2 separate regions of the Homo sapiens genome follow, and region 1 is linked to region 2. The links are chromatin contacts, found by Hi-C or POLR2A ChIA-PET in ENCODE. All regions are on one chromosome and are shown on one strand. The core of a region is the stretch at or near the end of the contact, and the rest is flanking DNA. Distances in the headings are between cores, read along the strand shown.

The links. Hi-C counts contacts between places; a loop is a spot of excess contacts on that map. ChIA-PET counts read pairs that join two places held with the same protein, here RNA polymerase II (POLR2A). Pooled maps may share reads with other maps.
Region 1: a pooled map shows a loop between it and region 2 (3-fold over the local background). The contact joins the enhancer-like site here to the promoter of SLC66A1 in region 2. A Hi-C loop is called at or near these places in 2 of 50 pooled maps. POLR2A ChIA-PET finds 5 or more read pairs at or near these places in 2 of 52 experiments (A673 and GM12878).

The regions. Positions count from the first base shown.
Region 1 is chr1:19,433,674-19,439,235 of GRCh38, reverse strand. All of the region lies in intron 1 of CAPZB (capping actin protein of muscle Z-line subunit beta), which reads left to right. Among named protein-coding and RNA genes, the nearest start is that of CAPZB, 49 kb to the left of the region's middle. Within about 2 kb of position 2,260, at least 29 of the 41 ENCODE cell types and tissues checked have a DNase peak (open chromatin) inside an H3K27ac peak, as active enhancers do; they include A673, where a contact is called at or near this core.
Region 2 is chr1:19,309,909-19,315,512 of GRCh38, reverse strand. SLC66A1 (solute carrier family 66 member 1) reads right to left here and starts at 3,187. Exons shown (of 8, transcript NM_001040125.2): 1 at 2,624-3,187. It overlaps AKR7A2 (aldo-keto reductase family 7 member A2), which reads left to right and starts at 3,369. Exons shown (of 7, transcript NM_003689.4): 1 at 3,369-3,686. The coding sequence starts at 3,389. RefSeq lists enhancers at 1-64, 3,279-3,778 and silencers at 2,878-2,967, 3,048-3,687.

The sequences.
Region 1 (5,562 bases), core at 1,011-3,510, 120 kb before region 2:
CAGTCTTGTGCTTTATCTCACCTTTCTGAGATGGGAGTTTTGGGGATAACTTCCAAGAGACGTGTTGCTTCCTGTCCCTCAGATGGGCCAGCCCAAGCCGGGAGGCTTCTTGGCCACAGGCAGCTCTCACCCAGGATGTGCCACCATGCTTCATACCTCCTGAACGCTTGTAGCCATGGGTGGAGCTCTGTGATGTTTACAACATGTAAGAATGAATCCCAACTGATGAGGGAATCTGGTTTCCATCATTGATTGGAAACGGATTCCTATCCCTTTCCCTTGCTCTGGATTTAATCTTCCTGTGAGAATGATCTAAGCCACTTTCCTCTATCAGAGGACAGAAGGGAAACCAGGAGAAAGGGAGGGAGCGACCGTTCCTAATGATCTCTGAGCCACCCAGTGCCCGCCGGCCCCGGTGGGGAGTCACGCACAGCACCTGTGTCCTTGCCTTCGTTGCACCCCTCCCTGTGTTAGAGAGCTGAGATCCTGATGTGAGTACCTCATGTGGCCTCGTGTGTCCTCTGCTGAGTCTCACTGGGAAGCAGCACAAGAAATGGATGAGGCGGAGCAGACCTGGCCTTGGAATCTGGCCCCGCGCTTAAGCGAGGATGGTCTTCGTGGCCTTTCTGAGCTTGGCTTCCTCTGAGTGGCGGGAAGCCTCATTGGTCATTTTTCAGAGCCCCTTGGTCCACTCCTCGGCACTAAGACACTTGAGAAAGGCTCCTCTCTTCACTCAGCATGCTATGGGGTTACTTAAGTTTATTTCTTAATTGAATTTTCTCATTAAAACCTGCTTTCCCAGATCTGTTTGGCAGCAGGACAGTTTCGAGGTGGTAGAAGAGAGGCCCAGCTTCCTCTGTATTTCCTTTCCCTGACTTTCTGGAGGCATTATCGAAGTACGCTAAGCCGCACGTAGCTGAAGTGCACAACTGGATGGCTTGTGTTTGTTTCAGTGATAACACACAACATCTGCCTCCCTGCTCTCCCCAGCCTCCCGTCTCTGATCGCGCACTCCCTAGTTTTCCAGCCTCTTCTTAAGCAGCGATTCCAGCTGGCAGCGCCGTGACAAGTGTTTCCGTAAGCATTCCCACGATCCTCTAAGTGAGGAGCATGACCTCGGAACCATGTGCCCGGTCCCCTCCCCTGACGTAGGAGGTAGTGGGAGGTAAGAACAATACTTGGATGGATGGATTCCTCGTCTGGGGCACTACTGGAAAGCTGAGCATTCGTAGGCCATCCAAATACGATCGTTCTCCAGGGATTCAAGGGTTAGAAGGGGAAAGCGAATTGATTTCCACCTTCGTGTTAGAGGAAGGAGCCTAGGAAAACAACCCCCTCTGCTTTTCCGAGCTCTCCTCCCGAGCCTTCTATTAGTTTTGGTCACAGAACTTATGAGCTAAGTATTTAAAAATTGGCAAATGAAAGCAACAATGTTTTCTCTTTGTGTCATGAAGTTCTCCCACTGGTGAGTTTTGAGGCTCGCTTTGCTGGGGTCCCTGGTAAACAGCTTATTCGGTTTCCCTGGGCTGGCGGGAGCAAGGGGAGGTGTGTTCCTAGCTTTGGAATACTAGAAGGGTATCTTGCTGTGACAGTACCTGGAATGAGTCTCGTGCCCATGGTGTTCTGTTCCTGATTGCTTTTCCAGTTTCCCATCAAGTCTTTAAGACTGTGGAAGGTACACAGGCTTTCGAGGCTAGCGGACTTAGCATTCTGTATTGACAAGACCTGAAGACAGGAAGCAATTGATGACATTTATCTGCTTTATTGGAAGTTAACAGCAACCCACCCAAACACTTATTTGGGAAGGTGTGTCTCCTGGGACTCAGCGGTGCGTGGCCTTGCCTGTGATTTTCGTTTGTAGGTGAGGAATGTACTGACTGGATGTTGTTAGGGTTATGATATCCCAGTCTTTGAGCTGGTCAGCACCTTCTCAAATTTCTCCCTCTCTCACTCTCAGACACAGGCTGAGGACTTGTGACATTTCATATATTCATGGAAGGCCTTCCTAGCTTACGGTTCCTTATTGCAAGACTGTTTGCTTTTAATGAAAGCTCTCAGTCAGCAGATTTATTTGTCTGGATGAGAAACCTTTTTATCTGTCATGAAACAGGAAAACACCTTTCTGAGAAACTGAGCATTTGGCTTCCTAAAGAATCATCATATCAGCCATCCCTGGGCGTCCACTTTGTAGAGGTATGTGCTGAAACTTGCTCAGCTTCGATCACTGAGCCTAATCCAGCCCTCCTTGGCTCAGACAACTGAACCATCCAGGCTCCACAGGTCCCAAGGTCTTCCTGGTGTCTGCAGTCCCAGCCACACTGCGGGTACACAGAGTCCAGCACTGTTTTCTGGAGGTTGGCAGAAGGCCAGCGAGGCCTTTGTTGTGAAATTGTTAGATTATATGCTTTTACTTTCTTGTTTCTTCCTCTTTTCTGTTGACTTAACATGTAGAATTTATGGAGCAGTGACTATGTCCCAGGTATGTGCCAGATGCTGAATGAGGATTACCCCCACATAATCCTTAAAATAACAGTATAATGTATGTATAGCAGTTGTCCCTCCTTAGCTATGGGGGATATACTCCAAGACCCCCATTGGATGCCTGAAACCACAGATAATATCGAACCCTATATGCTTTGCATTGAGGTGTGACAGCAAAACTAGCACAAATTTCTTTTCCTTCAAAATTTTAGATAGAAGACTCATTCTTACCATAGATCTTAGTCTCCGCATATAGTTTTTCCCTTCCTTTATTAAATTGAGAAATTGCACTTAAAGAAGCCCTTTTGTCTTCACTTCGGCATATCTGAATTGCTGGCATCACTACTCTTGTGTTTTAGGGCCATTATGAAGCAAAATAAGGGTAACTTGAACGCAAGCACTGTGACACCATGACAGTGGATCTGAGAACCGAGCTGGCTCCTGAGTGACTAACGGGTACATAGCTTGTACAGTGTGGATACGCGGGACAAAAAGATGATTCATGTCCCAGGCAGGATGGAGTGGGAAGGCATGAGATTTCATCACGCAGAACGGCGTGAAATTTAAAACTTCCAAATTGTTTGTGGAATTTTCCACTTAGTATTTTCAGACCATGGTTGACCACAGGTAACTGAAACTGCCAAAAAACAAAACTGCAGATAAGGGGTGACTACTGTGTTACTACCCTCATTTATAGATGGGGGAACTCGAGGCTCAGAAGAGTTTAGTGACTTGTCCAAGGTCACACAGCTGGGACCCGGTGGAGTCAGGATTTGAATGCAGACAATCTTGCTTTCCAACCTGTATCCTTAACTAGAGAGCGGTGCTGCCTTCCTCACTTGTGACTCAACTGTGCAAAAGTAGGTGCTAAATAACCCGCTCCTCTTCTTTTGGAGACTTTAAAACAAAGAGATGGCAGTGGTTCTTAGCACAGGTGGCCCAGCTGCTGGGCTCTGTGGAGTATTGAGTAGGCACACAGGTTCTGGGGTCAGATGCACCTGCCTTTGAACCCCAGCTCTGCCATCCATTTAAATGTGTAAGCTCACCACTCTCTCCGTACCTCAGTTTCTGCATCTGAGACTGATACTGGCACTTAACTCCTTGGTTCATTTTTAAGATTACATGAGATATTGGCATATAAAGCACTTAGAAGAATGGCTTAATAAGTTTTAGCTATTACTATTATAGCTGTGTTTTAAGCCCTAAGTCAGCGCCTGCCGTGCACTACCTGCTTAGTGAAAGTTGTTAGTAGCAGTTGGTTGTTGTGCTGTGTTTGGCAGAGCCTGCTTTAGGTGGTGGTGAGAGTCAGTAATACTGTCCAGGGCTGGGCTTAGTTCCTAGTTATCAAAAAGCTATTTTGGAACTGGAACTTGTTGCTTCCCTTTCTTTAATTCTTTTTGCTCATGGAAGGATGTTAAGCTCCTTCCTCAGCCAGCTTTCTTCTTGAGACATAACACTCAGCGTTTGATTGGGGATGGAAAGAAAGGTTTTGAGCTTGCGAAATATGTCTTGTTGGCAAGATGTTCACCAGCTCTCAGGAAACTTGTCTGTTGATGGAGGAATAATGTTTCCACTAGTAAAGATCATTTTGGCTTACCCAAAAGAACCAAAAAGGAGCGGCCTTGACTGATTTGATTTTCAGGCCCCATGTTCCGGGGCTACCCACTCTCATGCCTTTAGGGAATGTTAACTTACATAAGTGAGAGTGTGCGTGTATATGTTTAATTCCATATTATAATGAGTGTGTTTTTTTTTTTCCTTTGAGACAGAAAGGAAAAAAAAAACTTTTTGACTGACTTGATTATCAGGCCCCTTGTTCTGTGGCTACCCACTCTCCTGCCTTTTGGGTGTTTTGTCCCCCAGGCTGGAGTGCAGTGGCACAATCGTGGCTCACTGCAGCCACGACCTCCCAGGCTCAATCTGTCCTCCCACCTCAGCCTCCCAAATAGCTGGGACTACAGGCATGCCCAGTTAATTTTTGTATTTTTTGTAGAGACGGGGTTTTACCGTGTTGCCCAAGCTGGTTTGAACTCCTAGGCTCAAGTGATCCTCCCATTTCGGCCTCCCAAAGTGCTGGGGTTCCAGGCATGAGCCACTGCGTTGGCTAGAAACATTATAATCTTATGTTTTCTGAAATGAAGTTCTGTATAAGAAGATGGTGATAATACCTGTTTTGTATTTTTTTAACCCTTAAAAAAAAAAAAGGCTTACTCTGTTGGTCAGGTTGGTCTCAAACTCCTGGCCTCAAGCTGTCCTCTTGCCTCAGCTTCCCAAAGTGCTAGGATTATAGATGTGAGCCACCATGCCCAGCCAATGCCTGTTTTTGTTTTTTTTTTATTTAATTGAATATTTGTTGTTTTAGGAACTATGCTACTTTCTTTACACATATTTTGTGATATTGTTCTCAAAATAACCCTGTAAGATAGGTTTGATTATTATTGCCGCTAAACAGATGAAGGAATCGAGGCTCAGAGAGGTGAAGGAATTATTCAGACCTTAATTGCTAGGAAATGGCGAGTATGGGCTTTGAACTCTTGTCTGTCTTACTTCCAAGGTCTTTCTGCCAGCTGCAGACCTTCAAGGACTCTGTCTTTGGTCTGGAAAATCGAAGCCCAAAGGATGTCATGTTTCAGGCATCTCCCTACCCAGTGGGTCCTGACATTAATTGGAAGAGGGCAACGTTATGACAGGTCTTGGGTTAAGTTTGCAAAGGTATCATGGGTGGGTAGAGTGTTGCATTGTACATTTCTGTCACTAAAATATGTTTAAAACTTTGGTGATCTATTTAGGGGAGCCAGAGGGCCAGTTGTTGCAGAATTCTGTTGTGCTCTGCAGTGCTGGGCCCATGGTGTCAGTGTAGAGCGTGGTGCTGTAATAGAGTTACCCTTGAGCTGGATGGGGAAGGCCGACAGGGACAAATAGAGATTTGATAGAGTCTTCCATATTGAGTCACACACAGGCATCTGAAATTGGAGCCCAAGAGCCCAGGGAAGAAATAGCCCAAGTGGTTTGTTGGATCAATAAGCACTGTGTTCTTTTCCTCAAGCTTCCTTTTGGACATAAGTCAAAAAAGCAGCACCA
Region 2 (5,604 bases), core at 1,938-4,437:
CACCGGGAGGGAAAGGAAGTGAGTCAGCACCTCCTCTCAGGAAGCCGTAGACCCTCAGCCCTAATGTGACTCGCTGTGGGCAGAGACCCTGGACCTAAAGGTAAGGGTGCCCCAGGTCACTGTCAGCCCAGCTCACTGGACTACCTCCAGGGCCTGGCACAGGCAGGGAGGCTGAAAGCCTCTTCCCTGTGTCTTCGTGGCCCACCTGGGGGACCATCAGCACAGATGATGTTGGAAGCCTTCACCTGATGCTCCATCTCCGGCCCCTGAAAGGCCACTCCAAATTAACATATAGTCCAGGTGTGGCCGGGCGCAGTGGTTCACACCTGTAATCCCAGCACTTTGGGAGGCCAAGGCAGTTGGATCACTTGAGCTCAGGAGCTGGAGAACAGCCTGGCCAACATGGTGAAACACCATCTCTATCAAAAATACAAAAATTAGCCAGGCGTGGTGGGTGCGTGCCTGTAATCCCAGCTACTCAGGAGGCTGAGGCAGGAGAATCACTTGAACCCAGGAGGCAGAGGTTGCAGTGAGCTGAGATCGCGCCATTGCACTCCAACTGGGTGACAGAGCAAGACTCTCAAAAACAAAACAAAACACAAACAAACAAAAAAAAAACCATATAGTCCAGGTGAGAACTACACGTTTGCAAGGCCAAAGGCATTTCAAATCAAGTCCTCATGTTCTCAGCCACCACTGCCAACTGGGGTGCACCCCCACACCCCCTTGCAGAGTCTGAACACAAGGCTGCAGCTCATCCACTGCCATCCTCACCACTCCCCAGCAAGGTTGGGTATACTGTGCTCATTTGACAGGTGAGGCTGAGCAGCCCTGGAAGTGAATTAACCTGCCTGAGCCTGTCCATAAAATGGGGCTAACGACACTCACTCCTTGGGGCAGCTGCCCTGACTAAATGCACATAAAGCTCTCAGCCCTGTGCCTGACAACACATGGCAGCGACTGTTTTCAGGATGAGAGTCCAGCATCTCAACCACCTTGGGGACTCTCCCTCTCATTTCCCCCTTTCCCCAGGTTAGGGAGGAAATGAAATGGACACATCTCAGCATGTGTGTGTTGGGGGGTTGTCTCGAGGAAGGTACCTTGGTTTATGGCCCCTGCGGCCTCTCTCTCACTTCCCCCTTTCCCTAGGTTAAGGAGGAAATGAAATGGATGCACCCCAGTATGCGTGCGTGTTGGGGAGTTGTCTTGAGGAAGGTACCTTGGTTTATGGATCCAGGATACTGGGTGGGTGTCCCCCTGACCTTGGACAGGACCCATGTGCAATGTGGAGCTCGGGACACTCTGAGACACACCTGATCCCTGAACAGAAAGGCCTGGCTCTGAGGGCCATCCTGCGTAGTTCCTGTCACCTAGAAGCCAGGCATGGGCCCACATCCTGTTCAAACAGCTCTGAGCAAATGGATGTCCAAGGTTGCAATGGAGCTTGACCTCACCTGCAGGGATGGGAAGGACCCCAGAAGCGGTACCCTGGAATCACCCTTGGAGGGTGCATGTTCAAAATTTGGAGTCAGTGCACCTGGGCTGGGGCTTAGAGATTCTGGGTTTAAGAAGCCCTCCAGCGATTCTGCTCCATCTAGTGCACTTTGAGAAAGGTTGGGCTGGAGATGACATCTCCTGCCACACCCAAACTCCTCTCCCTGATCCCAAGCTGAGTCAGGGTGCTTCGGGCACATGATCACAGCCAATCATGTGTCCACCTTTGTCTACAGGATGAAGTCCAAATTACCTGAGGCTAGGCCTCAAGTTACTCCAAGAACTGCCCTCCCAACCTTATCTCCTGCCTCCTGACCCACGTCTTCAGTCATTTCAGGTCTCCAGGCTTCTGCACGTGCCATCTCTTCCCCTAGAAGTGTCCTGCTCCCCTTCAAGGGCCTGGTCATGAGATAAGAAGACTCACTTCTAAATTGCCCTTTCAAAGATGCCCCATGAGAGCTGGCTGGACAGGACCTTCCACCTCCTCCTCTCCCCTTGTCCACACACCTGAAGAACGCTACCACCGTCCTCTGCGACCACTGTCTTTGAAACGTACTCTCCCCACCCTGGGTTGTGCATTTCTTATTCTCCAGGTGTAAACACACCTAGAGGTTCAGCAAATGTTGAGAGACAGTGAGAGAAAGAGAGAGGTAGAGAGAAGGACAGAGTGAAGAAGAGAGGAAACGGGTGAGAAAGGAGAAAGGGTGGAAGAGAGAGAAGAGGAAGGAAAGGAGAAAGGAAGGGGAGAAAGCTGTGAGCTCGAACAGCCCAGGGTTGAGGAGAAAAGCACTCTGGAACAGACCTGCCCGATGCCTACCAGTCTGGAACTCAAGTGATTGAGCTTCGTAGTTCTCATCTGAAAAGTAGGGGAATAATGCAATACCCACCACCTAGGCTGACTGCAGAGTTAAATGAGACAATCCAGGCCAAGCGATTACAAGGGTGCCTGGCACTGGCACTCAACACCAACAGCCCAAAATGACTATTATTTGTTCTCATTGTAGCCCCTCCAGCGTCCGGGCACACAGGCGCCTTCAGTAAGCGTTGATTAGACATGACCTGTGACCCAGGCCCGGGACCCCTCACACTTCCAGACTCAGACTCTCCATTTACACGTTTGGAAACCTACCCTAAGCACGGCGTGGGAGGAGGCAGTGTAGGCCCTCGGTCCCTGCAGACCTGGGGAGATTGTGGAGGGAGGAGCGTCCCAGCTCGGGGCTACCACCCACTCCAGGCCTCGGCGTCCTCGGCCACAGCTCCCTCCTGGTGACTCAGCCCGGCGCGGGCCGCCTGTTTGGAGGGATAATGATAGGACAGCTGCTGGGGCCAGCGCCGCGAGGGCCCCTCGCCCGGCCGGCCCGGGAAAAACGAAGCCATCAGATGCCAAGGGGCCGGTCGGCCGGGGCAGGGCAACTCCTGGCCAGGCCAGCTCGAGAGGCCGCGCTGGTCGCCTTTGAGGTGGGGGGCCACTGGCTGCGGATTCCCGAGGGCCACCCAGTCCCGGCCCGGAGCCTCGTCCCACGATATCGCGCCACAAGGAGGGCGCAGGAGCCGGGACAGTCCAGCGGCCGGAGGAGAGGGCTGGAAGGATGTGGCAGGGAAGCCCAGGAGCCCCGACCCCCAGCCGTGAAGTTTGCCACCTGCCCCCGGTCCGGCTCACCACGTCCAGATCCGCCGCCAGGGCCCAGCTTCTGGGTCAAGGCCCGCCGGGTCAGCTGACCGCGCGCCACCGCCCCCGCGGGAACCGCAGGCCCCGCCCCCACGCCGCGCGCTGGGCTGACCGGGCCTGGAGGCGCCGCTGGGGCCGCGCCTGTTGTCCCCGCCCCCAACTGCCTCCGCGCTCCTCCCCGGCATGGGCGGGGCCCCCGGCTCCCAACGCGCAGGCGCCGCTGCTATGCTGAGTGCCGCGTCTCGCGTAGTCTCCCGCGCCGCCGTCCACTGCGCGCTTCGCTCTCCGCCGCCCGAGGCCCGCGCGCTCGCCATGTCCCGGCCACCGCCACCGCGGGTCGCCTCGGTGCTGGGCACCATGGAGATGGGGCGCCGCATGGACGCGCCCGCCAGCGCCGCGGCCGTGCGCGCCTTTCTGGAGCGCGGCCACACCGAACTGGACACGGCCTTCATGTACAGCGACGGCCAGTCCGAGACCATCCTGGGCGGCCTGGGGCTCGGGCTGGGCGGTGGCGACTGCAGAGGTAACAGTAGCTGCAGATCCTCCCCATGCATCGTGTAGAGCTGAGCCTGTCCCCAGCCGTGCACCACCCCGCTCGGGCCCGGCCGCGGGCAGCACCGACGGATTCGTCCCTCGCTCCCCACCCCAGGTCCACCCCGCAGCTCTGGGAACCCCGGGACAACTAGACAGTGCTTTGCCCTGACTCCTTTCCCCCACTCTCCTTCCCTTGGGAGTTGCAGCGCGAGAGTCTCCCCCCAGCCTGGTCTGACCCATCGCTTCCCACCTCCATTGATGCCCCCGCCTCCAAACCTGCCAGGTGCCCACAACCGGTCCCCACCCAGGCTCTCCCCCTTTTCTCTACCCCTTCGTTACCATCATCACGCATGCACACCCTGGGCACCCTTTTCTCATCCTGGCCTTTTCTTAACCACTAGAATTTGACCTGTGCAGCTGGCAGTACCTCTGCCTCTCTCAGGGAGAACTGTGGCGATGCCGTAAGGCTGGCTGGGAGAGTAGGAGTGTTAGGGAGTGCGGACGGGTCAGGGTGTAGGGACTTTCTATCCACTCTATGCCAGGCTTTGACTTGGGGCCATAGGAGGGAAAGTGATTCCAGCCCTCCACAGGGAGTTCAGAGTCTAATGAGGAAGATTGAAGTAATGATTGCTGGAGAGCCCAGAAGAGAGAGTACTTTAGGGAGCTGCAGGCCGGGGAGAGGCACTAGGGAAGGCTCAGCAAATGCTGGATGGAGCTCAGCCTTAAAGGCTCAATGGTAGGTTGGAGGAGAACAAGAGAAAGGAACATTAGAGTCTGTGCAAAGACTTGGTTTGGAAATGCAATGTGCGTGATGTGTGAAAGGAAGGCCACTGGGCAGGTGGGGCTTGAGTGGAGGATGGAGGGGACTGTCCCTCGTGAGCCTGGTGCCCTTGATAGCCCTTGGGAGGGTGCCTGGCACTCAGTGAGGGCCCAGGGAACGTGGGCTGTTACCCTTACCATGCTTCACCCACTGGACTATCCTGAGGCTGTTGCTCCCCACCCCTGAGGAGAGGTTCTCTCTGGGTCCTCCTGAGTCATAGCGCTTGGGGGGTCGGGGGGAAAAGAGGGCAAATGTGAATCTCAGGCCCACGCTGTTTCTAGTTCACCTGGCTGCATGTTGTTGTTTTTGTTATTATTATTATTTGAGACGGAATCTTGCTCTGTCACCCAGGGTGGAGTGCAATGGCACGATCTCAGCTCACTGCAACCTCTGCCTCAGCCTCCCAAGTAACTGGGATTACAGGTGCACACGGCCACGCCCAGCTAATTTTTGTATTTTTAGTAGAGATGGGGTTTCACCATATTGGCCAGGCTGGTCTTCAACTCCTGACCTCAAGTGATCTGCCCACCTCAGCCTCCCAAAGTGCTGGGATTATAGGTGTAAGCCACCACGCCCGGCCACGTTACATACTATTAATAATGAAGATTTTGTTCCTGAGTTGGTTTTTCTTCTCTAACCCTTCCCCGCTTCCGTCTTTGGGGCCAGGAGCTCACTGAACCAAAGTCCTCAGGCCAGGCCTGAGGCACAGTTCATGCCAAGAATGCCTGGGGCGTTGTGGGGAAATGGAGAAAATCTGGATGAGAAACTGTGGAACTTGTTCTGTCCCATATCCCAACTGATCTCGTGACACCCTTCTGAGCTACTGAGCTGACTTTGCTAAGTATGAAAAGTGCAGAATCCATCCCCCAACCAATCCAGACAGCTGGGGTTCTTTTTTTTTGTTTTGTTTTTTGTTTTTTGACACAGAGTCTCACTCTGTCGCCCAGGCTGGAGTGCAGTAGCACAATCTGGACTCACTGCAACCTCTGCCTCCCAGGTTCAAGTGATTCTCCTGCCTCAGCCTCCTAAGTAGCTGGGGTTACAGGCACGTGCCACCACGCCTGGCTAATTTTTGTATTTTTAGTAG